Regions from separate parts of the Homo sapiens genome. Here region 2 is linked to region 1. The links are chromatin loops, found by intact Hi-C in ENCODE. Cell type or tissue: endothelial cell of umbilical vein. All regions are shown on one strand. Links, peaks and the distances in the headings refer to the core of each region. The heading gives the core; the rest is flanking DNA. Region 1 overlaps AOPEP (aminopeptidase O (putative)). Region 2 overlaps AOPEP (aminopeptidase O (putative)).

Region 1 (12,619 bases), core at 5,735-8,234:
AGTTTGTTTTTTCTGCTCAGTGACTGCAAGCCAAGGAGTGAGGGCTCAGAAGAAACCAAATCTGTCAACATCTTGATCTGGGACTCCTGGCCTCCAGACTGTGGGAAGATAAATTTATGTTGGCCTTTAGTAACTTATTATGGCAGCCCGAGCTGACTACCACAGGAGGGGTCTCTGAGCTACCTGGAGGGAGAGGGTAAAGCAAAGAACGACAAGAGATGAGATGGGGGACAGAGGTGATGTGCAGGGACTTGCATGCCACACTAAGGGGCTTGAAGATTTTCCTGCAGGTGAGGGGAAGCTTTTGGAGAGTTTTAGCAAGGAGGTGGCAGAACCATGAGGTGTTTTAAGGAGAGCTCTCTGGTGGCAGCAAGGAAGGGCAAGACCAGAAGTAGAAAATAGAAAACACTTTGGGGCTGTTGGACTGCTACAAGCAAGTGGTGAAGAGAGAGACAGTGGTATTAGGGGTGGAGAAGAGGAGTTGAATTGAGGAAATCCTTAGGAGATGAAATTGGCAGTTGTTAGCAATGGCTCCCAGGGAAGGAGTGAAGGAGAGGCAGGAGCTGGAGCTCCCAGTCTCCTACCCTGTTGTGGGTGGACCTGTGCCACCAGCGATGAGTACAACACTATGGGAGGGGAGCAGATGAAGCAGGGTAGAGGGGATGATCAGTAAGAGATGACTGTGGGGTAACCAGGAGAGATGTCAACGGGGAGTTAAGCATTCACGCTTGATCTTTAGAGAGAGTGGGGCTGCTGGTGGAGACTTGGGAGCCTTTGGCTTAAAAGGGGGTATGGCCGGCCATGCCCACACCCCACCCGTGTGCACACCAGCCCTTGGCATGCTCTCTGCGACTCTTCGTCAGAGGGTGGCCCTGGGGTTGCCTGAGCCTGTCTTTCCTGTGAACACATGGAGCTGGAAGCACCTGGGACTGTACATTTTTCCAACCAATGAGACAAGTGCAGGGGTACATGCACCCTGGGGGTCCACTGCCTGATGCGAACAACTGAGGGTGACCCATGCTTCTTCCAGAGTAACCCTGCATGACCTGGCCTGATGTCACGGCACCCTGGCTTGGCCTCCTCACTTCCATTTCCCTTCCCTTTCCACCTCCTGGGAACATATATTAGTCTGTTCCTGAATTGCCATAAAGAAATACACAAGACTGGGTAATTTATAAATAAAAGAGGTTTAATTGGCTCACGGTTCTGCAGGTTGTACAGGAAGCATGATGCTGTCACCTGCTCGGAGGCCTCAGGAAACTTACAATTATGGCAGAAGGCAAAGGGGAAGCAGGACATCTTACATGGCTGGGGCGGGAGGGAGACAGTTGGTGGAGGAAGGTGCCACACACTTTTAAATAACCAGAGCTCATGAGAACTCACTCACTATTGTGACCACAGCACCAAGGGGGGATGGTGTTAAACCATGACAAACCACCTCTGTGATCCAGTCACCTCCCGCCAGGCCCCACCTCCAACACTGGGGATTACAATTCAACATGAGATTTGGGCGGGGACACACAGCCAACCCGTATCAGAACAATTCCTAATAAATCTCTTTCCCATACCCCTTGCATCAGGGTCTGCACCTGGAGACTCCCACCTAAGATGGGGGTTTAGATGAGACCACTCTGGGAGGACACGCAGCCGAGTGTGGAGGCCCCGAGGAAGATCAGCTCTGAAGACACAGGCAGGCAAAGGGCAGACCTCGAAGGAGATGGAGGAGGAATGACAGAGGGCAAGAAGAATCAGGTGAGGGACTGCCACAAAAGCCAGTGACAAAAACTTCCAGAAGAGCTGTCAACAGTACCAAACAAAGCAGAAGAGTCTCAAAAGATTAAAAATAAAATTTGCTTCCATAATCTGGTGACTGTCAGGGCACAATGAGCCAAGGAAAAAACAGTTTTCCTGTACTGGTGAGAGCAGAAAGCAGATTCCAGAGGACTGGAAGTTCTTAAGAGCTGTGGGAATGGAGACAAGAAGTGTTTTGATAATTAGATGAGGGTGCAGCAGTTTAAAGGAGAGATTATTAAGGATAGGAGAGGCTGGGTGTGGTGGCTCGTGCCTGTGGTCCCAGCTACTTGGGAGGCTGAGGCGGCAGGATCACCTGAGCTCCAGAGTCAGAGGTTGCAGTGAGCCGAAATCGCGCCACTGAACTCCAGCCTGGGCAATAGAGCCAGACTCTGTCTCAAAAAAAAAAAAAAAAAAAGATGGGAGAAGTGTGAGCATAGTCAGCAGTTAGAGGGAGAGGGAGAGGGAAGGGAGGGAGGGTGGAGGACAGAGGACCGTGGGTGACGACAGAGCCAGGTCCTGGTGGAGGAGGGCCTCAGGTAGCTGGTGCACTGGGCAGGGGCCCCAGGACATTTCCGTTTTGGAGCTTCTGCCACCAAAGCAGATGAAACTGAGATTTTCCTCTCTCCTTATCAGACTCTTCCTTGAAGCCTGTAAGCTTTCAATTTAAAAATAAGATGGTATATGGCTGGGCGCAGTGGCTCACGCCTGTAATCCCAGCACTTTGGGAGGCCGAGGCAGGCGGATCACAAGGTCAGGAGATCAAGACCATCCTGGCTAACACAGTGAAACCCCGTCTCTACTAAAAACACAAAAAATTAGCCGTGGTGTGGTGGCGGGCACCTGTAGTCCCAGCTACTTGGGAGGCTGAGGCAGGAGAATGGCGTGAACATGGGAGGCGGAGCTTGCAGTGAGCTGAGATTGCGCCACTGCACTCCAGCCTGGGAGACAGAGCGACACTCTGTCTCAAAAAAAAAAATTAAAAAAAATAAATAAAAATAAAAAAAGGCTTCCTATTTTAAGTGGAATGTACAGTAGGCATCATACAAATTCACAACACTTGTGGCATGCAGACTTTATTTTGGCTATGGATAGGGTTACATACTTGGGGTTTTCCCCCTATTATTAAGGGATGTTTTTGTGATCAAGGGATGAGGCATTCAGGAGGAAGGTTAGGGAAAGATGCTCGCATTTATCTAGCATTGTATCAAAGTGGAGGCAGCAGCTAAGATTAAGAGTTCCATAGACTCCTGCCTGTTGCACCTCCTTAAAGCGATACATTTTAACGTTTTCCTCAGCAGGAGCTTGAATTTAACAATGAATCCAGAAAAAAAGAGAAGTCATAATAAATCACAAACAATAAAAAAACAACAGATTTCTTCTGACCCTGCCACCTTAGCTCTTCCATCCCTGGGGCCTGTCAGAGTGTGCTAACTGAAAGCACTTAGGCAGAAGCTGCCGGAATCCAGCTGCACCCTGGAGACAGGAGGCATGGCGAGCCTTTCGGAAGCTGCCATGCATCTCAGGCAAGAGCCACCACTGCTGCACGAGTCAGGAGGGGACCTTGTAGGCAGGGGATAGATGACAGGAGAGAGCTGAACAGTGGCAGGACAGAAAGGAACACTGAAATCAGACTTTGCCTGGGGAAGAGTTCTGCCCAGGGCCAGAGAGGAGATGAAGAGTCTGGGAGAGTCCTTGGGGTCTTATCTGTGGGAAAGACATCTTCAATAATTAACAAATGAAAAATGGCATGTGACCCCTAACATTTTGAAACTGAGCAAATCGTCTTGCCTCAGAAGCCTGTAGCCACATTACAGGCTCTCCAGCCAATGAAGGCTGAGAAGGCTAGGAAAATACAAGAAACCTGTTAACGAATGACTTACAAGGAAGTCAATCTCAGACACATCGGATACAAAGGAAACACAGCAAAGTCAATCTAAGAAACATCTGGGCTGGGCGCAGTGGTTCACGCCTATAATCCCAGCACTTTGGGAGGCCGAAGCAGGCAGATCACTTGAGGTTAGGAGTTTGAGACCAGCCTGGCCAACATGGTGAAACCCTGTCTCTACTAAAAATACAAAAATTAGCCGGGCATAGTGGCACATGCCTACAGTTCCAGCTACTTGGGAGACTGAGGTGGGAGAATCACTTGAATCCAGGAGGCAGAGGTTGCAGTGAGCAGAGATCATGCCACTGCACTCCAGCCTGGGCGACAGAGCAAGACTCTGTCTTAAAAAAAAAAAAAAAAGAAAGAAAGAAAGAAAAGAAAAAAAGAAACATTTGATGAAACCTCATGACTCAGTGGATGTATGAAAGGCACAAATGGAAAGCTGTTCTTATAAATTACTAAAACTAGTAAGTCAGAGCCAAACAAAATTTTAGTTTTTCTCTTTTCACTTTGTTAATACTCCAGTATCTATAACCAAGAGAATGTTGAATGTTCCTTTTTCTCAATGTCTTTTAAAATAATAAGACACATACTTCATGTGTTAAAAGAAAAAAGATGCTTGGACCAAGCATACTTTTCACCCTGACCTGTATGTCCTTCCAGAGCCCAAGATACCTGCAGGTTTTTTGTTTGTTTGTTTTTTTATTTGTTTTAATGCAACTAAATGCTCTCAGTTCCCTGAAGACAGGAATATGGTATAGGGAACCGAGAAGAGTTTCCGTCCCTGGGTTTAAATCCCTGTTCTCTTCTTTATCAGCTAGAGGAGGTTAGACACGTTATTCAGTCTTTCTGAGCCTTGGTTCTTTATCAGCTAGAGGAGGTTAGACGCATTACTCAGTCTTTCTGAGCCTTGGGCTATTGAAGTGGAGACTGTTAACCTGCCAGCAAGAGAGGTGAGGAAGGACTGGCCACAGAGGCAGAGGGAACTCAAGGAGAGTAAGACACACAGAAGCCAGGAGGAGAAAGTGCTTTAAGAAGAAAGCGTTTTTAGGACAGAGTGGTCAAACATGTTGAACAGTGTGGCAAAGATCTCAAGAGAAGCTTCCACTGCATCCGCCAACATGTGGAAACCTATCAAGACATAAAGCGAGATTTTTACGTTGTTATGGCCCATCATTTCAAGACCATGGGGCATCTTGAAAGAAAGAACAAGATAGCATCTGATTGTTTTTAAGGGACTTCTTTCCCAAGGTCTCATTGAAAACAAAATCTGAGAACAAATTTTTACAAGTCTGGTTCTTCCTTTTACTTTCAATAACTTCCAGGTTCTCTGTGTCCATTTAAGGGAGAATTCTAGGGGATGGGAGTAAACGAAACCTAGACTATATAATTCAGGGCAGGTTCGGAAACATTTCCTCCTCATTGTAAGTACATCTGATAACAATATTTTCCTTATTGATGTGCAATAAGCCTTTCAAATGCAGTCAATTCATGGTTAGCCTAAATTTAGGCAAACAAAATTTCTGAATACGAAGACAAAGAAAAGCAAATGCCATAAAAAACTGTCTAGTACAAAGGTCTAAAAATACTAGATTGTTCTCCCAACTCCACACACAAAGGAAAAGATCTTGGCCATCAGAAGCTTGGTTGACTCAGGCTCCAGGGAAGCCAGAGATGAGGCCCTCCTCATGTGTGAACTGACTTCCCAGGGTGCAGTCTAACTTGCTTACAAGTTGGAAACACAGTTCACCAAAACTCACATTTACTGAGATGCCCCTACCCCACTGAAGGACTATGGTTATGCAAAACCAAAGGGATCAAAGGGACTAAGAGACGTAATGGAAATGACCTCTTAGGTGGAGGGACTGAGCCTTTAAGAGGTGAAGGGATTTGCACAGTGAGGCAGCTCGCAGGTAAGCATGCTCCTGGGCGCCCTACCTGAAAGCAAACCTCTCTGGCCCTCATGTCCCTCTGCTACCTTCCCAGTCTCGCTTCCTGGGCCAACACACCCCCTCTCACAGAGCCTACAGTTACCAGCCCCGCTTCCTGACTTCCCATCCATGCTCCTGTCCACTTCAGCCTGACTTCCTTCTCCATCACCCATGTAGTCCCACTTCTCTCTCTTTCGCCCCTCTTCATCCCCCAGGCAGCTTCCAACATCAGCCACTCCCACCTGCTTGCCTCAGCTTCTTTTCTGGCTTCCATGGCCCCTAGTGCCCTGGTTTTCTCTGGGGAAACACATAATGGTTTCCCCAGAGTCCTCTGTTGGCTCCCCCTCTTCCTCCTGACCTCTTCTCTCACTTTCCTCTCTCCCTGAGGATTTCACTGTGTTCAAGATTTAAAGGGTTTTATAGGCTGAATGTTCCAGTCTCTCCAGTGAGCTCCTGAATTGTAATCTCCAAAGTTCATAATATTGAATATCTATTGGTCATCACAAACTTAACACATGCAAAGCTGGAAACTTCATTTTCCTTCCAAGCTCCTCCTCATGTCTTTACCATCACACAAATGGGATCACCATCTACCCAACTGTCCAACTCAAAAACCTCAAAGTCATTCTGGATACACTCATTTTCCTCTTCTCCACATTCAATCAACCAAAGACCTGCCCGTTCCACAGCCAAAACACATTTCAAATAGGTCTGCGTCTTGCATCTGTCACAGGCACTCCAGGGCCTCTTGCATGGACTACTGCAAGGCTGCAACCGTTCTCCTGGCTTTCCGTCGGCTGCCTGTGGTGCTCTCCACACAGCAGCAGAGCAGCACCGTCCAAATACTGAGCAGATCATACCACCTTCCTGCTGAAGGTCCTGGAGCAGCTTCTGAAGAACTTGGGGAAAGACTCGTGTGACCTGGCTCCTGCCTGCCTCTCTTGGCCCCTGCCCTCAGTCCCTTTTCCAGCCACACTGCCCTTCTTTCTGTCCCTAAGGCACATGAAGGCCTTTCCCACCTCAGGCAGGCTATGCACAAGGCAGCTCATTTTCAGAGAGAAATTCCCCACCTCCTTATGCGCCGCCCTCCAGTTAGTATGGACATCACCGAGCAGTCTGCTCACAGTGCTGCGCACCACCTGTGACCGGCCGGTACCTGTAGCCATGTCCCTGCTAAGTGGAAGCTCTGTGAGAGCAGGGGCCATGTTCACTTTGGCCATAGGAGTAGCTGTCCTGCCTGGATCAATCAGCATTGGCCAAGAGAAAAGATGCTGGAACAATGGCTTTGGGGCGGGAACACAGGTCTCCTGGCTCCTGGCCCGCTCCACTTCCCTCCGCTAGATCTCCTTTCCGAAACAATGGATGAGTCAACTTGGGAGTCCGCCTTAGCGTGCAAGCGCAGGGAACTTTGCTGTGGGAAGGGTGCAGCTTGCCATACCCCAACATTCTGCAGTGCTGCACAAAAGTCCCAGCCAGCTCCCTCCCTGGGGTGCATTTGCGTTAGGCTTCAGTCACAGTCAGGCGAAGTGGGGGTGTATATTTAAAAACAAACAACAACAGCAGAACCATCCAAGGCAGGCCTCTGCCTGGGAAAGTAGATGGGCCTTCAGGGCGGCCATCTAAGAACAGGCGAGGAGAGGAGCAGTTCCTGGATGGCCATCCCTCCCCACCTGTTTGATGGCAGATTACCAACATCTGACTCTAGTGGAAGAGGAGGGGAGGTGATGGAACCTCCTGTTGCCATAGCAACCACAGTGCTCCCGGAGCCTAGGTACCAGGTTTCAGATAAACATTTCACAAAGAAAAGGAGCAAAGCAGAGAGGGACAAACGTGGAAAAATGGCATGAAATAATCCTGCACATGCCACAAGCCACAGTCTACAAACAAAACTCAGGAGCTGGCCATGGAATCCTGCTGCACAGGGGAGCAGCAGAGGCTTCCTGCTGGGCTACGATGGAAACAAAAGGGCCCATTGACACATACATCTGTGACCACTAAACACTTAGGAATCAATATTTTCCTAAAGATTTTTTTCCCCTTTGGCTTTATAGGTTTACTGTCTGCCAGGCTGCCAAACCCCAACCCTCGCCACATCCGCAGCCACCACGTAAAGTGACTGTTAGAACTTCAAACGAAGGATCTGACCCCCGGAAATGGCCTCATGCTAGTTTTTTCCTAAACAGTCACCAGGAAAATGACGGAAGGCAAATCGAAACGCATGCCCTGAAAGACTTAGAACATAACCATCACATCTGGGGGACAAGAAGCCCACCCCAACTTAATTTAAAAAGGAAACACAGCAGATGTCATCAGTTGGCAGGGAGGTGTCTTGAAGGAAAGAAGGAGGGGAATGAGAGGGCTGTGGATCACCATGCAGCTTTACCTTAACACCTGCATCTCCTCGGGGGAGCATTGCATCTCGTCCTGGAGGCGACGCCAGCGCAGACAAGCCCTCAGCTCCTGCTGCTCCCGGGCCTCATAGGGGGCCAGCTGCTCAGCCACAGACACACAGACACACATGCACAAAACACAGTCACTGTTGTGGTCCTGGTGCAATGGCTCACTTTGTTTCAATGGGGGACAAGATAGCCTGCCCCTGCTCTCACCTTGCTTCCATCAGAAACCTAAAGGCCACTGGAGCCTCTTAGTGCCTAAAACAAAAAACCAACCGTGCACGCTCGCTTGTGCTGCTGGCCGTGGAGCTGGGCCTGCTGTTTGGCGGAGGTCGCCTTGTTCTGGAACCCACCCATCCCACCGACACACACCTGGTCTGGAGAGAGTGGGCTTCCCTTGGGACCATTTCCACTTTGATCTGTCCTCTTTTCCTGCTTTGTCTTTCTGCACAGGATGGGGAAGGCCCCACCGTTCACCTCCGATTTTCCCCAGCCCTCAATTTTGTTAAGGACTGTTTCCAGCGGGGCCTGCTAATGCAACCCAGATGATTCTGTGTGCACATAACTAGAAGTGCTGCCTGGACTCACTCTGGGGGAGGGGAGGCCATCACACTCTGCCCTACTGAGTCAGAACCAGCTGCCGTCCCATGGTGTGCTCACTGGGCCACACGGCCCCGACCTCTGTGAGGGAAGGCAGCAGAGCACCCACTGGGGAGGGAAGACGTCTATCCACGGGTGTTTCTGGAAATCAAACTTTCCTGATAATTCGTTCAACAGATATTTACTGAGTCTCTGCTAGGCCATGGGGACATTACAGACAGGGCCTGGGGCAGCAGCCAGGGGAGGGAGAGATGGGCAGGAACACTAACATCAGAGAGCAGGTGACGGGAGAGGTGAAGGGAGAACCCAGATGCCCCCTTGCCCACCAGGGCTTCCTGAGGAGGTGGTGGTGACAGCACTGATCCTCAGGGAAGGAGGAGTCGGCCGGGGAGGAGGGATTTCGGGAAGAGCACTTGCAAGGCACGTCGGGCCAGGAAGTGTGTGATGTGCTTAGAGAATGGCAAGGCATATGGTCAGGCCTGGAGCAGACTACCATTCTGGGAGGGAGCAAGGTGCAGGGAAGCTGGCAGAGGCCAGACGATCCTCAGACCCCATGTGCCTGCTGTTATGGACTAAACTGTGTCTCCACAAAATATATGTGTTGAAGGCCTTACCCCGGTGTGACTGTATTTGGAGATAAGGCTTTCAAGGAGGTCATTAAGGTTAAGTAAGTCATGAGTGGGGCCCTAATCCTACAGGGCTGGTGTTCTTATAAGAAGAGGAAGAGCCAACAGAGCGTACTTTCTCTCTGCATGCACAGAGGAAAGGCCATATGAGAACGCAGAGAAAAAGCAGCTCGTGGCCACCTGCAAGCCAGGAAGAGTGAGGGGCCTCACCAGAAACCAACCCTGCTGGCACCTTGGTCTTGGACTTCCAGCCTCCAGAACTGTGAGGAATAAACGTCTGTTGTTTAATTCACCCAGTCTCTGGTATTTATTATGGCAGTCCAAGCAGACTAATATGTCTGTGAAGGCATTTAGACTTTCTCCAGGTTGATGACAAGTTACACCATCCAACCTTGCGACTGACTTGATTCACAAATCCCTGCGGATGCCTCTCTGAGTGGAAGGTGGTCTCCATCACCTTGTTGAGATTTCACATGTCCCCCGCAACCCACCCCCGGCCCCACCATGCTTTCTACTGCTCAGTGCTGCAGAGCACAGTCTCCCAGGCAGCAAAGTGACCCCGGTGACCCCTGTCACCCTGTATCCTCATGCCCTGCTCCCGGGTGGGGCCTGCTGGCCAGGAGCACCTGGGAGGTGGCACACCCACCCCTGCCCCACAGGGCACTCCCCCACTCCCTGGACGGTCTGAGGCAGGCACTCGCCAGGGCCAGCAACAGCCCAGTCTCGCACTTGAAGGGAGAGGTCAGCCTGGCGGACTTGCTCTGGAAATGTTTCAAACTTTGTGCTGGAATCTAGAATGGCAATTTTGCCTCAGGGATATTCATGTTTTCACATCTCGAAGAGTTACTGCATGTACCTCCAAGGATGATGAGGGGGCTGACTCCTATCATGTTAAGGGAAAAGAGCAACAGGGCAAGCTCAGCTCCTGCTGTCCCTTTAGGCTCACAACAGAAGCCACCGCCTCCACAAAGGCTTTCCAGGCCCGCCCAGACCTGTCCTCTCCTACCTCGGAATTCTGACAATATTTAGTGTTTACTTCTCTATGTAAACTTATCAGTCAAGAGGCAGGACCAAGCCAGCAGACTAAGGAGTGGCCTCCTAGAAGTCTAGGCAAAGGGAAGGGTAAGGAGGAGCACTCTTTGGAGATGCAGGAGATAAAAACTGGAGGTTCCATGATCAGATGCCTGGAATGCACCACAACTGCCAGGACCAGCGCGAATCTGAGAGTCTCAGAAGGGAGGCACTCCAGGGAAGAGATGGTGATAGAGGCACGTTCATATTAAACCCCTGCTGAATGCCTGTGTGTAAGACGGAGGGAAACACAAAGAGGAAGGGAACAGGTATTTCTTGTACATTCTCCACGTGTCAGGCACTGTGCTAAGCTCATTCACACCTGATCCCATTCACCCTGCAAGCTTTGGCATTCTTACATCCATTCTACAAATGAGGAAACGGAGGCTTGGGGAGGCTACCTAACCTACCTATACTCACAGAGCCAACGAATGGCAGAGCCAGGACTGGAAGTCTGTCTGACTCAGACCCCAGAGCCTTTTCTGTATCTATCATGTGGCCTCTCCTCACAGGACTCCATGTGGCAGGGGACACTGATGTGCACACTGCTGGGTCCACGGCCAGGGTATGAAAAGCAAGACCCAGCTCCAATTTAAAGCAGGTATAGTCCAGGTGTGAGGATAAGGAAATGACACAGTAGAAGGAAAAGAAAAAATAAAATAAGTTTAAAAAGGTAAGCACCAAGTATTGTGGGAACCCACAGTGTGTAGGAGGGTAGTGTTGAATTGTGAGCCGGGTAATCAGCCTGGGCTAGCTAGAGAAGGTGACCTCCAGCTGGTTAGTGAAAAATAAATAAGATTTCAACAGACAAAGGACCTTGAACAATATCATGCAGGTATGCACAAACTTGGGAATTTTGGAAAATGCCAAATAGTCCAGTGTATAAGGGACAGAGATGACAGGGGGAAAAAAGTGACCTAAACATTAGGAACTTGAGGCTGGGCGCGGTGGCTCACGCCTGTAATCCCAGCACTTTGGGAGGCCAAGGTGGGCGGATCACGAGGTCAGGAGTTCGAGACCAGACTGGCCAATATGGCGAAACCCCCGTCTACTAAAAATACAAAAATTAGCTGGGCATGGTGACATGTGCCTGTCATCCTAGCTACTCAGGAGGCTGAGGCAGAAGAATTGCTTGAACCCAGGAGGTGGAGGTTGCAGTGAGCCAAGATCGTGCCACTGCACTCCAGCCTGGGCGACAGAGCTAGACTCCGTCTCAACAACAACAACAACAACAAAAATAGGAACTTGAAAGTAAGCACGAAGCAGCTTAGTTGCTTATCATCCTCATTGGAACTGGTGGCCAATGCTTTAAGGTAGAGGTTGCAAACTGGGAGCGTGTGCACCAGGTCTGGCTTCTGGGTATGTTTGTCTTGCGTGGTATTTTTTAAATTAGTAAACTTCACATAAAAGTCCAGAATTATAAGTTACCTTAAAAAACTAATAGTGTAGGTTATATTGAGCCCTCCTTCCTTCACCATGACAATTGGTTAGAGCTGAGTAGCTGCTGTCAGTTTGCCACAGTTCTCACCATTCCCTAATCTATACCGCCCCTGCTTCATTCTTCATTCACTACTTGTGAGCAGACATCTGAGATGACTCTGGATTTATGTTTTAATCTCTTTATTTAAAACACACACACATACACTGCACACACACAAGTCACCACAATCACAACCACAAAGAAGTGCTTGAGTATGCTATAGCATGACCTTTTCTTCACATCTCTGCTCAAATATCTCCTTATCAGAGAGGCCTTCTCTTACTACCTTCTAAAATAGGACCCACTGCCCCTCTATGGGTCTCATTTCTCTTCACAGTACTCCAACACTTGACCCATTACTGATTCACTTGTCTACTCTCTCTCCCATCTCTAGATTGTAAATCCTGTGGGGAGTAGGGGCTTCCCTCTCTTATTTATGCAGCCATCTCCCCAGCAAAATTTGTGCCTAGTGCATAGTAGGCCCTCAGTCCATAGCTGTTGGGTGAGCAAATGACCAGAAATGGAATTTGACTCTGGGTAGTGAAATACTTAGGGTCACTTTAACCCACCTGCTGTGCTGTGGCCCAAAACACATCCTCCAAGTGAGTGGCGAAGCCTTCACTCAGCCACTCCTCCGTCCAGTCTCGGGCCCCGATGGCTAGGCCAAACCAGGCATGGGCAATTTCATGGCAGAGGCGGGTCCCACAGAGATGGTTCCCTCCTGTCAAGATGCTCTGAGAGAGGAACATGATGTGTGGGCTGTGGATAATGGGGGAGAAAATGCACAGAGTCTTGTTAGAGCCTGTCCTCATGGCCATCCGATGGGGCAGCTTTCCTAG
Region 2 (12,619 bases), core at 3,290-5,789, 94 kb before region 1:
CATCTTTTCCTCTTGACAGACTGCATGCCCCGCTTCAGAATATTTGGACAAGCACAAATTTGAAAGATAAACAGGCCTGCAATGAGTGTTCTGAGGCTCATGATTCTGCTGAGACCCAAAGGGTGGTCCTGAACTTCACCCACGACGAGAGGGTTATTTCACCGGAATGCTCTGTCATGACTGATGATACGACTTATTTAGAAAAATAGGTTCACTTGATTTGCTCACTGCCAAAATTAAAAATACCTGCAAATTCTAGAATAAGCAAAAATAATGAGAAACTCTGGTCATTTGGACTTGAAAACGTAGTAACCCCTGCCATGTTCTAATGATGTGATAAAGTTTCCTGCACAACTTTTGCAAGGCTTTTGGAGATAGCCTAGATTCATACAGATACTGCTAGTTGCATTTTTAATAAAGAATCCTTAAAAGCTACCAAATTCTAACACCTAGAACTTCACTATTTAATTATTTAAAGCACCCCAAAACATGGCTCTACAGACACATGTGTGTCTTTTCTATATTAAAACAATGTGTATAATCAGAAATACAAACTGACAAACATTGGTTTGAGTAACAGAACTAAAAAAAAGAATTCAAAATACCAAAAACATCACTCCTCAAAGTAAATTTAATTTAGACAATATCACATACACACATCAACTCAATACTTTATATCAAGTCCACAAGAAAAAAACATAATTAAATGGAATGTGTTTAACTGTTGCATGCATGACTGGTGGTAGAACCTAGAGAGTAGGGAGGATAGGCATCAAAGACTACAAGTTTATTTATTTTATTATTCTATTTTATTTTATTATTTTTTGAGACAGGGTCTCACTCTGGCTCTGTCACCCACACTGGGGTATAGTGGTGTGGTCACAGCTCACTGCAGCCTTGAACTCCTGGGCTCAAGCGATCCTCCCACCTCAGCCTCCCAAGTAGCTGGAACCACAGGTGCATGCCACCGTATCCAGCTAACTTTTGTATTTTTTTATAGAGATGGGGTTTCGCCATGTTGCCCAGGCTGGTCTCGAACTCCTAGGTTCAAGCGATCCACCCGCCTCAGCTCCCAAAGTACTGGGATTACAAGCGTGAGCCACCACTCCCACCCTACAGTTTTAATTAACATGTGTTAACAATGCTTGAAAAACTGTAAATACCTTAAAATAGTTCCTAGCTTTCTTCTGTACCTAAGAATATAAAACAAGTCAACAGTTAAGGTTATATTCCTTATAGCTCATGGCAAAGATGTGGAGAAACTGGGACCCTTGTTCATCACTGGTGGGAAGGTAATGTGGTATAGCCACTTTGGAAAACAATCTAGGCTTCTTAAATCACTCCATTTACTCAACTGCTCATATAAATTTACTCAACTTACGTGACTCCTAGGTCATCTATCGGAGAGAGGTAAAAGCATATGTTCATTTAACAACTCATCTGTACTTACTGCAGCATTACTACAGCCCTAAACTGGAAATAACCCAAATGTGCATCAACTGGTGAACAGACAGATAAAATGTGGTGTAACCATAAAATGGAATACTGTCCAGGAATAAAGGGAACACAGCGATACACACTGCGACATGCATGCACCTCAATACGTTATGCTAAGTGAAAGAAAACAAACACGTAAGACCATGTATTATATGATTCCACTGATATGAAATGTCCAGAAACTGCAAATCTACAGAAACAAGAAGTAGATTTACAGGTTGCCTAGGGATGAGGAGAGGGGGAAATAGGCAGTGATTAGTGATGGATGCCAGGGGTTTCTCTGGGATGATGGAAATGTTTTAAAACTAGATTGTGGTGATGGTTGCACAACTTAGCTAACTTACTTAAAATCAGTGAATTGTTTATGGCACGTAAATTACGCCTTAAAGTTGTTAAAAACATATATATACACAGAAAGAACCTGTGCTGAAGCCCTGGGTAGCTATGAAGTGTTAAATCTATATTCCGGTTTTCTCTTACTTTCTTGACTTCAGAGTGGAAAAGATGACATCAGTCCATTAGCATTATGAGAATGCAGAATTTTGCTATTCAATTTCCTCTAAAGATAATAAAGGAACACGGGGGAGGGACGCATGCAGGGGAGCAAATAAATCTGCTCTTTCCTCATTACGGAGTTCAAACTGGGTCACAGCCCTATTAGGCTTAACCACTCGGAGCTTACTTATTACTGCTTGCTGCCGGCGGAGGCAGTGCTGGGGCCTGGGAACTGGCAGAGTCCAGTGATGATCATGACCACTGCCCTAGGAACACACGACTTTTAGAATGGGCTAACCCAAGCAAGACACCTAGGCTAAGCATAATGGGCACTCTGAACAATTAGGAAATGACACTACAGAAATTCTTATCTTTAGCTCATGTAACCTAAAACCTTACACAAGTCACTTACCTCCCAAACTTCAAAGTTATGTTTTATTTGTTAAAATCACTATCAACTTAATAATTATACAAAACGAAAATACCAATGTGGTAAGCAGGCAGCCCATGCCCAATAATCTAAGACGACCTTTCTTGCACCTTTTCTCCCAACTCCTGATGAATTAACTTTTGCCAAGTACCTACTAAACTCACTGCTTTGCTCAGTGGGGTCAGCTCTGGCAGCTAACCTACCAGCTCTGCTTTGCAGACTCATCAACAACTCTTGTCTGTCTGACAAGGCACTGAGCCGTATCCAGCACTGTTGCTGTGGACAAGGAAGTAGCAATGGGCCACGTCTGCAGTGGCTGTGGGCTGACAGTATCTGTTAACAGAAGGCTGGAAGGAGTAGGGGGACACCAGCATATGTAATGGCCTCTGCTGGGAAAATGGATCACGGGAGAAGGAAGAACAAGGACAAGCCAGAATTTCTGACCATCCAAAAGCCAGGACACCAAGACTGCCCCAGCCATAAGACCATGACACATGCACCAGGTGCAGCAGGTGAGCACTGTAGACCATCTTTTATTCCCTGTAGAAAAGCTATTGAGAATGGTTCTAGCATAAAGAAAAGACAAATATTTAAGTTGATTGAGATCCCAAATATAATGATTTGATTTTTATAAATTATATGATGGTACTAAATCACATGTACCCTAAAACTATGTATACCTATTATCCATCAATAACAAATAAATAAATATGAAGCTAATAAAGTAAAACAGTTCATTGGCCTAAGGGGAAAAAAAGGTTTTGAATAGGAAAGCAAAATAATAACAAGTATGATAAGAGGGCCAATCTGATAGAAATGGTTGGAATTATTTTTAGCTGAAGTCGATAGGATGAAAATCTAACCGTATGAAAAGTGAAATGCTGTGGAAGAGTAGAGGAAGCAGGAAATCGGAAACGCTATATTTATCCCCTCCCCTCCCACCATTCCCTTGAGTATTTCCTTTATTTTGAGAAGAAAGCAATAAAATTATTCTCCATACCAACATTCTCCCTCCTCTCAGAGACACTCTGGCAAACAAACCGGCCAAAGGCCTCATGGAACGTGGGGCCACACGCTCAGGCTCAGAGTACAAAACTACTGCCAGCTCTTGGGCAGTCGGTACTCACACAGGGGTCAGATACCATATCTAGAAACGGCTCTGGCCAATGACCAGGTGGCGTTTCCCTAGGCCTAGGAGATCCCTGGTCACTCTCAAGGCTGAGGGGAAGAACAGCACAGCCTGGAGAAAACAATGAGAATGCTCCCGAGGCCTCATGGAGGCAGTGCTGCCAGTGGCTGCTCACGAGCTTGTGGATGAACTGCTACTCTCTGTTGACAAAGGTAAGGATATTCCAACAAGGACACGGACTATGGAAAACAACTGGTGGCATTTTTCTCATGATTCATTCCTATCCTACGTTCTCTCTCATTCCTGACTCTCCATTTAAAATAAACTTCTCAAGGAAAAGCAGGGATCAGGTGGGGAAAAACAACAACCTGCCTGGATGATAGAGCCGGCTGGCTGATCTAACATTTGACATGAAAATTATCCGACATAAAACCATAATTTCTTTTCCCATAAAAAATTCAAGCATGCTCATAATTTACAGGGCATGTGGAGTTTCAGCCCTTAGCAATTAGGAAGCCAGTGTCGGTCCACTGAGCTTTATCCAATGACCCTTTTAACTACTTGAAAATGATGTCTGATTATCAAGTAATGTTATGGCTTACCTATAAAAACTTCTTTTCAAAAATATTGATCCTTGACTACATAAGCAAGGCCTTTCTGAGAAGCCTTTTTAAATCATGCATAACCCATTACTCATAGCTGGGACAAACACTGGACCCATTTCTTCTGTGACTAAGTGGGTTTCTGTTAGTCAGCGCTCAGGGAAACTTATTAACGATCCAGAGCCAATTCCACACAAGAATAATAGTTACTGCAAACTCAGACCTCTGTAGTTGCTGGGAGGCGGGGGTCAGGGGAGATCTCAACACTTGTTGTTGAAAGGTTTCTGGAATTCTTCAGTTGCTCAGGACACCAGCAAGCATTTTTTTGTGGATAACCAGACTTTTTGTAAATTGAGCTCACAAAGACCTCAACCAAAATCAATAAAACAGCTCTAGTGACTTCAACTAAAACTCCCTTTGGAGGAGCCGACTGGAAACTTCCAACTGAACCTGAGGCAGTATTTGACTAGGGCAGAGTGGCCCCATGGGGCAGCTTCCTGGGTCTGCCTGGGAGGCAGGCGTCCTCTGCACCTGTGGCTGGGACCCACTAGAGAAGTGACTGGGCTGCTTTCCCAGTCTTAATGCTGGGGACACTTCAGCTGGCCCACATCCGCCACGCTGATGTTCCAAACGTGCCCTCATCGTCATTCTTCCTGCAGCTACACTTCCTGGTCTCTCCTATCAGCTCTCAGGAACATCTTCTGTTCCCATAACACACCACAGATAACAAATGACTTTAAGTCTGAAAACAGTACTGGAAAAGCCCATTCCCCAGTAACATTAATTACTACTGTCTGTGACCCATGATGCAGGGGCAGCTCTGTGCAAAATGTTTTCCCGTGAAGTCTGTTTTGCAGATGAGGAAACTGAGACTTAGAGAAGCGAGTCGGTCCAGCGTGAAAAAGCCGGTGAGGGGCAAAAAGGTGGGATTTCAATCAGTTTGTCTGATCACAAACCCATGTCATTCCGGACTACAGCGGGGAGAAAGGTACCTTAAGATCTCAATTTAACCCTAATAGCACAGGTGACCCACAGCATCAGCTACAGCCATGGCCAAAGTTCTATGGAAAAATAAGTTAATGGAAACCACACATGTTCTGGGCAAGGGGGGAAATGTTTCCATCCACAACAGACAAACATTTTTCCTGCTAAGAAAACTACATCAAAAAACTTCTTGGGAAGTAAAACACTCTCAACAAACTATTTCTACTGAGCTATTGTTAAAACAGCTGCTTTATTTTGAGTGATTTCTAACATATTAAGATAGACAATAATGAACTGTCTTTAAAAAAAAACAAAATAGGCCAGACGCGGTGGCTTACGCCCGTAATCCCAGCACTTTGGGAGGCCAAGGCGGGCGGATCATGAGGTCAGGAAATCGAGGCCATCCTGGCTAACACGGTGAAACCCCATCTCTACTAAAAATACAAAAAAAATTAGCCAGGCATGGTGGCGGGCACCCGTAGTCCCAGCTACCCAGGAGGCTGAGGCAGGAGAATCGCTTGAACCCAAGAGGTGGAGGTTGCAGTGAACCAAGATCGCACCATTGCACTCCAGCCTGGCGACAGAGACCCCATCTCAAAAATAATAATATAAGGATGTATTCCCAAATATGCTGGCAACAGTTTTTCAGAGGAAAAAAACCCCACTAAGAATACCATAGAGGCACTTTCTGTTTTATTCTTAACCTTCATGTAAATGACATACCTCACCCTCTAGACACCTGGAACATCATTTTGAAGAGAAGGAATAACACTGAAGTCCACACGTTTATAATATGCCTCCTCTCTTTCTCTGTAACAGTGTATGATCTCAAAACAGGTTTGATACAAAGAAAAACAAAAAGCTGAGACAAAATCTACAACAATCACTTGCGACTACTCTCTTCTCCCCTCCCATTGAATAATCTGAACCAAGAGCAAGAGTCCTGTAGCAGTGTCTGATTTCTTCTCTTCTATGACCTTGAACTCCATCAGGGGTTCCCAAGAAAGTGAAAATGCGGTTAAGCAAATCTAAACAGAAATAGTCCTTCTTCGCCTTCTCTTCTGGAGCCGGTTTACTTGCTCCACCTTTACACTTCCCACTGAGCCTCTCCCTGGGATGGCTCCTGATGACAGTGACTCTTCCATAAACGAGGGCAGTTCTCCAGAAACCAAGGCGTCGGTCAGACCGTGAATCAAGAGTTAGATGCACACAGCGATGTAGCTTCAATCTAAGATGGGAGACTGTGGTCACACAGCAGGCCCCAGCCCAAACCTGCCCCCTGCTCAGAGGACAAAGGCCAATTAGACTCTCTGTGTGTGTGCGCACATGTGCATGCTTGTATGCACACACACCCACACAAGCTACACATGCATGCTGGTACATCACTAATCCTCTGCTGGAAGATACTTCGGCATCATTTAAATTTGTCTTATGATAATCTGATGCTCTGTGATTAGGTAATGCTATTGTTGACCAAGTCATTAAATTAATCTTCAATAAAGACTCAAGGATGCCAGGATCCTCAAGGCAGGGAAAGGCAGGTGCCTTTTCCCAGAGCCTTTCATTTTGCTAAGAAGGAGGAGAGGAAGCTTTCTGCAAGTCTGAATCAGCTCAGTACTTGCCTTTTCTTGCCACCTGCCCACTTCAGTATCTGCCAGTTGTGTTAGAGAGAAAATATGTCTTTTTCCCTAAGCCAGACTATTCCTACCCATTTTGCCCTGCCAGTAACACAGAGAGTTCTGGGGCACTAATCCCTTCACAATCCAAGTTTTGGGGAATGAGGGTAGTTTGATCTGGCCTATGAACAAACAGCCAAGTTAGACAGACTGCAGAAACTCTAAAATTGCAATATATCAAGGTATGAATATATATAAACATGAAAATCAGCTTTGCATTTTAGAAAACAATACTAACATATATATTTACAAATACCAGCACAGACTGGTGAAAAGGTCATTTGTGAGAGTGCCATTACTGCATTTCAAAACAAAATGTCAATTTATCTGGTCATGCTTATGTCTTTTTTTTTTTTTTTTTTGAGACAAGGTCTCACTCTGTTGCCCAGGCTGGAGTACAGTGGCGCAATCTCGGCTTAACTGCAACCTCCACCTCCCAGGCTCAGGCAATCCTCCCACCTCAGCCTCCTGAGTAGCTGGGACCACAGCCATGCACCACCACACCTGGCTAATTTTTGCATTTTTAGTAGAGACGGGGTTTCACCATGTTGCCGAGGTTGGTCTTGAACTCCTGAGCTCAAGCGATCCACCTGCCTCAGCCTCCCAAAGTGCTGAAACTATAGGCGTGAGCCATCATGCCTGGCCCTATATTTCTTTTTTTTTTTTTAAATAATACTGTCATGTCACAGTTGGTCTATAACAAGCATCACAAAAATGTCAAATAATCTGTGCCTTGTAAAATCCACTAATGTAACATGAAAAGCACAATTTGACATCAACCCGTGCAGTGAACCCAGCTGTGTTACTATAGAATCCTTATCTGCTCTTTGGAATTACTGATCTCTCAAAATCTGACTCAGTTTACTTCTAGCCCAAATGGAAAAGTCCTCAATAAGCCAGGAAACAGCCCTCCCTTTGGATGTGTGTCTAGTCTACAAAGGATGGCCTTCTGGGGTACCATCTTGTGTCTCCCAGACCTTTCCCTGTCTCCCTCAGTGTCTGTGCCCCACAATACAACAAAGGCCACCTGGACACATCTCTCCTTACCTGGAACCCAAAGCAGCTCTGCCTCCATGCCTGCCTTGGGGAGCTACCTGGGCAGACAGCTGGAAAAAGCAAGAGGAGACCCAGGCTCTAGTTCCAGGCCAGCATGCAGGCCTGGGAATCAACTTCTCAGGGCCTCTGCATTCTCATATGTGAAACAAGGACTTGAATTAGAGAAGCTTGTGAGGTCTTTCCCAGCTCTCACAACTCCAGCCTTGGACAACTTTCCAAACAAAGTGCTCAACTGAAACTTCAGGTGTTCCTCCGTGGCAATCCTTCTCCTCTTCCTTCTCCTTAGGACTAGCACATGCATCTATGGAGGACCTCTAGTAGCTTTCATAACATTCTACTCACTAGCACACTCCTCCACGTGCTTGGGTTATAATCTTCCGGTTATTTTAGACAGCTTCTTGCTGGTGGTGACTTTATTTTCTCAAGTTGCCTGAACTTTTCAGTTCTTCCTGATGGTCTGTGCAGCACCATGGTACCAAGATGAGATTTCCACAGGTCAAAAGCACTATGTTCTCTTTAACATTTAGAAGCTCAACATGACCAAGAATCATTTCAGAGAAAATAATCATTTCACAGAAAACTAGAGTACACTTTTGTCATGAAATACACTGCAACACTGCAACTGTGTTTAGCAAAAGGGTAACAGGTAGCTGGAACCTTCCTTTAGACAGAAAACTTCAATGTGATGATGCACATGGGCCCAATCTTAAGTGCCTTTCATTAGCTGGGTATTTGCAAAAGCTCCAACAGCCTTTAAAGGAACTTCAAATCAAAACTGTTTGAAAAAAAGAAACAAAATCAGCGACTTACTGCGTATAAAAAATGATGATAGATTATCTAAAATGGAGCTTTGATAGAATACAAATCTCATCAACAGCCTGACCACCACCTAGGGAGCTTCCAATTTGGAGACGGGACAAGGACAATCTATTGTACTATAATGGACAAAGTGAAGAGAGTGGCAAATAAAACAATACAGTTGCTCTGAGAAACACAACTGGTTTTCTTGAGTAAAGCCAAAAGGCAGGGAATAAACACAACAACTCATAAAGTACTGCTGCTGTACTTGCTGCTGCTGTACTTGCTGCTGTATACTTGCTGCTGTATACTTGCTGCTGTATACTTGCTGCTATACTTGCTGCCGGCTGAAGAACAGTTACAGGAAAAAACCAAGCCTGATTTTTTTTTAACGTCTATAAATAAATTTAGGAATGTTTTCCTGCTTCTCTGTCATGGAGGAGAAAAAAACAAACGGATGGCATCGCTATCCACATGCCATCACGTAAGCAGCCTTCCACCGCCTTCTGTGAAGAGGTGCCTTAAGATGCATTAAGTATTGAGTGAGTACTAGCTGCCTTAGAGAAGTCCCCTCACTAACTCCCACAAGGCTCTGACGAGGCACGTATCTGCCCTTTCACAGGATGACATGCGGTTGCACAGTCACTGTGGAGACAGCCTCGGAAGCAGGTCTGACCACCCAGCGCCTGTGTGCTGCAGCCAAGAGGCAGAGAGAACCTCTCCACAACACTAGCATTCTTCTGCAGAAAACAAGCTGCATGTCATCAGACACAATTCCAGAGAGGATAAGAACAGATGATTTTGAAAGGATAAAAAGAAAGGCACACCTAACAATGCTACAAGGACAGAGAGGATTCTGAGTCACAATAGTTGACAGAACAAAAGCAGGTTGCTACAACTCCAACTGACGCATGAAGATTCTAGGCTCAGTGACTCATTTGGGAATCTCGGGTGAGACATTTAGATTCCCATTTACTGGGCCAATGCCTTCTGGTCTGTAAAATGGAAGACACGAGCAGCATTAAGGTATCTAGACACTTTCAAATCCTCTCAAGAAATAAAATGTTAAGTATAAAAAAGCACGTTTGAACACCCACCGGAGTGGCTAAAATAAAGAAGTCTGACAATACCAGGAGCTGACAAGGAGGCAGAGAAACTAAAAACCTTAAACACTGCTGGTGGAAATGTAAAATGGTACAGGTACTTTGGAAAACAGTCTAGCAACTTCTTAAAAAGTTAAACATATACCTGCCATATAGCCAAGCCATTCAATGCCTAGGTACCCACCCAAGAGAAATGAAAACATATGTCTACACAAAGACAGTTATACCAGTGTCCACAGATGGGTTATTCATAATAGCCAAAAACTGCAAAAAACATTCCAAACATCTCATAACCAGTAAGTGGATCAACAAAATGTAGTATATCCATACAATGCAAAACTACTTTAAAATAAAAAGGAACTAGTGATACATGCAACACCACTGGAGCTCAAACTTTACAATGAAAGAAGCAGATCCAAAAGACTGAGTAGTGTATGATTCAATTACATGAAATTTCTAGAAAAGGTAAACTATAAACCAGAAAGCAGACTAGTACTTGCCTGGGGCTAGGAGGAGGAATGGGGATTGACTACAAATGGATACAAGGAACTTTCTGGGTGATGGAAATGTTCTAAAACTGGACTGTCGTATCAGGTACACAACTATAAGCATTTCTTAAAACTCAACAAACTGTCTGTGGATGAATTTCCTGGCATGTAACGTATACATGACATATAACTCAAGAAAGTCATTAAGAGCGAGACTCAGAATCACCATCTTTGCTGTCTGTGGGGGCACTCAGCAATCTTTACCTTTGTCATCAGGAGTAAATGTTGAAGGTAGAGCCACACGCTGCATAACGACATTTCAGTCAACGATGGGTCACATACACAACGGTGGTCCCATAAGAATATAATACTGTATTTTTACTGTCCCTTTTCTATGTTTAGACAGGTTTAGATACATTAATAATTACCAATGTGTTACAATTGCTTGCAGTATTCAGTACAGTAACATGTTGTACAAATTTGAAGTGTAGGAGCAATAGGCTCTACCATCTAGGTTTGTCTAAGTATACTCTATGATGTTCTCACCATGATGAAATCACCACATGAAGCATTTCCCCATAATTAAGTGATGTGTGACTGTATAGCTTTGACACTGAAAACTAAAGCTTATGTATGTGTGATGGTTAGGGAGAAAAAAAAACAGAAACCCACTTGTATACGAATAGGATCCAGAGGTACATTCTGCTTTTCTCCTGGATTCTTTCTGCCATTCCTGTTTAATGTCTCATGCCCTTCATAGCTTTTTCTCCTCTTGGACACCAAATTAATGGTAGAAAATTGCCACATTTTATATATACATAAATTATATATATAATTATATATAATTATAAATTAATAGCATGAGCTATGTGACTTGTAGTTACAAGTGAGGCCACATAAAATGACTACTGTTACCTTATCTAAGAAAATGCCAGGGTCGGGAGTGGTGGCTCATGCCTGTAATCCTAGCACTTTGGGTGGCTGAAGCACAAGGATTGCTTGTGGCCAGTAGTTCAAGACCAGCAACATAGAGACCCTGTCTCTTTTAAAAAAAAAAAAAGCTGACATGGTGGTACACACCTGTAGTCTCAGCTACTCAGGAGGCTGAGGCAGGAGGATCACTTGAATCCAAAAGTTTGAGCTTACAGTGAGCCATAATCATGCCATTGGACTTAAGCCTGGGTGACAGAATGAGACCCCATCTCAATAAAAAAAGGTCATGCTATATCTGTGGTGCTGGAAACGTGTGGGATGCTATCTGAATGACAACCTAACATTCAAAAATCACAAAAGGGCCTGGCGCGGTGGCTCACACCTGTAATCCCAGCACTTTGGGAGGCCAAAGTGGGTAGATTACCTGAGGTCAGGAGTTCAGCACCAGCCTGGTCAACATGATGAAACCCCATTTCTACTAAAAAACAAAAATTAGCCAGGCGTGGTGGTGGGTGCCTGTAATCTCAGCTACTCAGGAGGCTGAGGCAGGGAGAATGGCTTGAACCCGGGAGGCTGACGTTGCAGTGGGCCAAGATCGCGCCACTGCACTCCAGCCTGGGCGATAGAGAATACGTTTCAAAAAAAAAAAAAAAAAAATCACAAGAGAAGGAAACTTTGAATAACTCTAGAACTTAAAGTTACCATCCCCAATTCTGAAACATTTTATTTTGCCTTAAAACCAAAGGTTTACCGTGGGGGGAAAAAAAAAAAAAGCTTAATGCAAGTAAAAGGAAAAAAGAGTGAGAGTAAAATAGACTGAACCAAGTTCAGAGGTAGCCTAAACTTGCTGTGGCACTTTGATTTCACATTTATGAGCCAAAGATAAAAGATCAATTTCCGGGGCCAGGCAAAGTGGTTCATACCTGTAATCCCAGCACTTTGGGAGGCCAAGGCAGGCGGATCACTTGAGGTCAGGAGTTCGAGACCACCCTGGCCAACATGGTGCAACCCTGTCTCTACTAAAAATAGAAGAAAAAAAATTTCATACTGAGTATGTGCTCATGAAGGCAATCTGGATTTTGAGAATACAAATTATGGTATCCTCGATTATACAAAATAACAAGAGTTGAATGAAACTGCACAGGTATTTGTATCCTGCTATCAGCCTGAAGGAGGGCTTATGGACAATGAAAATACCCAAAGTGATGACTTCCCTTATAGAGATCCAAACTGTTCCGATACCTCCTGCACTTCCCTGCACCTCTGATACAGGTGTGATTCAATTGTCTTCTATCCTATAATAGTTTTCTACATCTATCTATAAATTCTCCTATCCTATATAGTTTTCTACTTCTAACTATAAACTATTCTATTCATCTCAGTATTCTCTACTCCTGACTCAGGGTTTTGTACGTTGTGAACATCAAA

Evidence for each region. Peaks named below come from ENCODE experiments on the same cell type or tissue, not always from the same donor. Only the 100,000 strongest peaks of a DNase experiment are listed, where the experiment ranks them.
Region 2: it touches region 1 in a loop (8-fold over the local background); 1 of 110 quality-filtered maps calls a loop at or near these places.

What each region holds. Positions count from the first base shown.
Region 1 is chr9:94,923,906-94,936,524 of GRCh38, reverse strand. It overlaps AOPEP (aminopeptidase O (putative)), which reads right to left. Exons shown (of 17, transcript NM_001193329.3): 6 at 12,350-12,539; 7 at 7,994-8,100. AOPEP-AS1 (AOPEP antisense RNA 1) reads left to right here. Exons shown (of 2, transcript NR_147614.1): 2 at 7,662-9,505. Among named protein-coding and RNA genes, the nearest start is that of AOPEP-AS1, 15 kb to the left of the region's middle. RefSeq lists enhancers at 6,424-6,924, 7,641-8,429, 8,430-9,219. In endothelial cell of umbilical vein, for the core only: no CTCF peak of the experiment used is centred there; a DNase peak (open chromatin) is centred at 6,974; H3K27ac peaks cover 1,938 bases.
Region 2 is chr9:95,015,475-95,028,093 of GRCh38, reverse strand. The region is part of intron 13 of AOPEP (aminopeptidase O (putative)); the gene reads right to left. Among named protein-coding and RNA genes, the nearest start is that of MIR6081, 44 kb to the left of the region's middle. RefSeq lists enhancers at 3,616-4,815, 9,081-10,280. In endothelial cell of umbilical vein, for the core only: no CTCF peak of the experiment used is centred there; DNase peaks (open chromatin) are centred at 3,623 and 4,313; H3K27ac peaks cover 1,967 bases.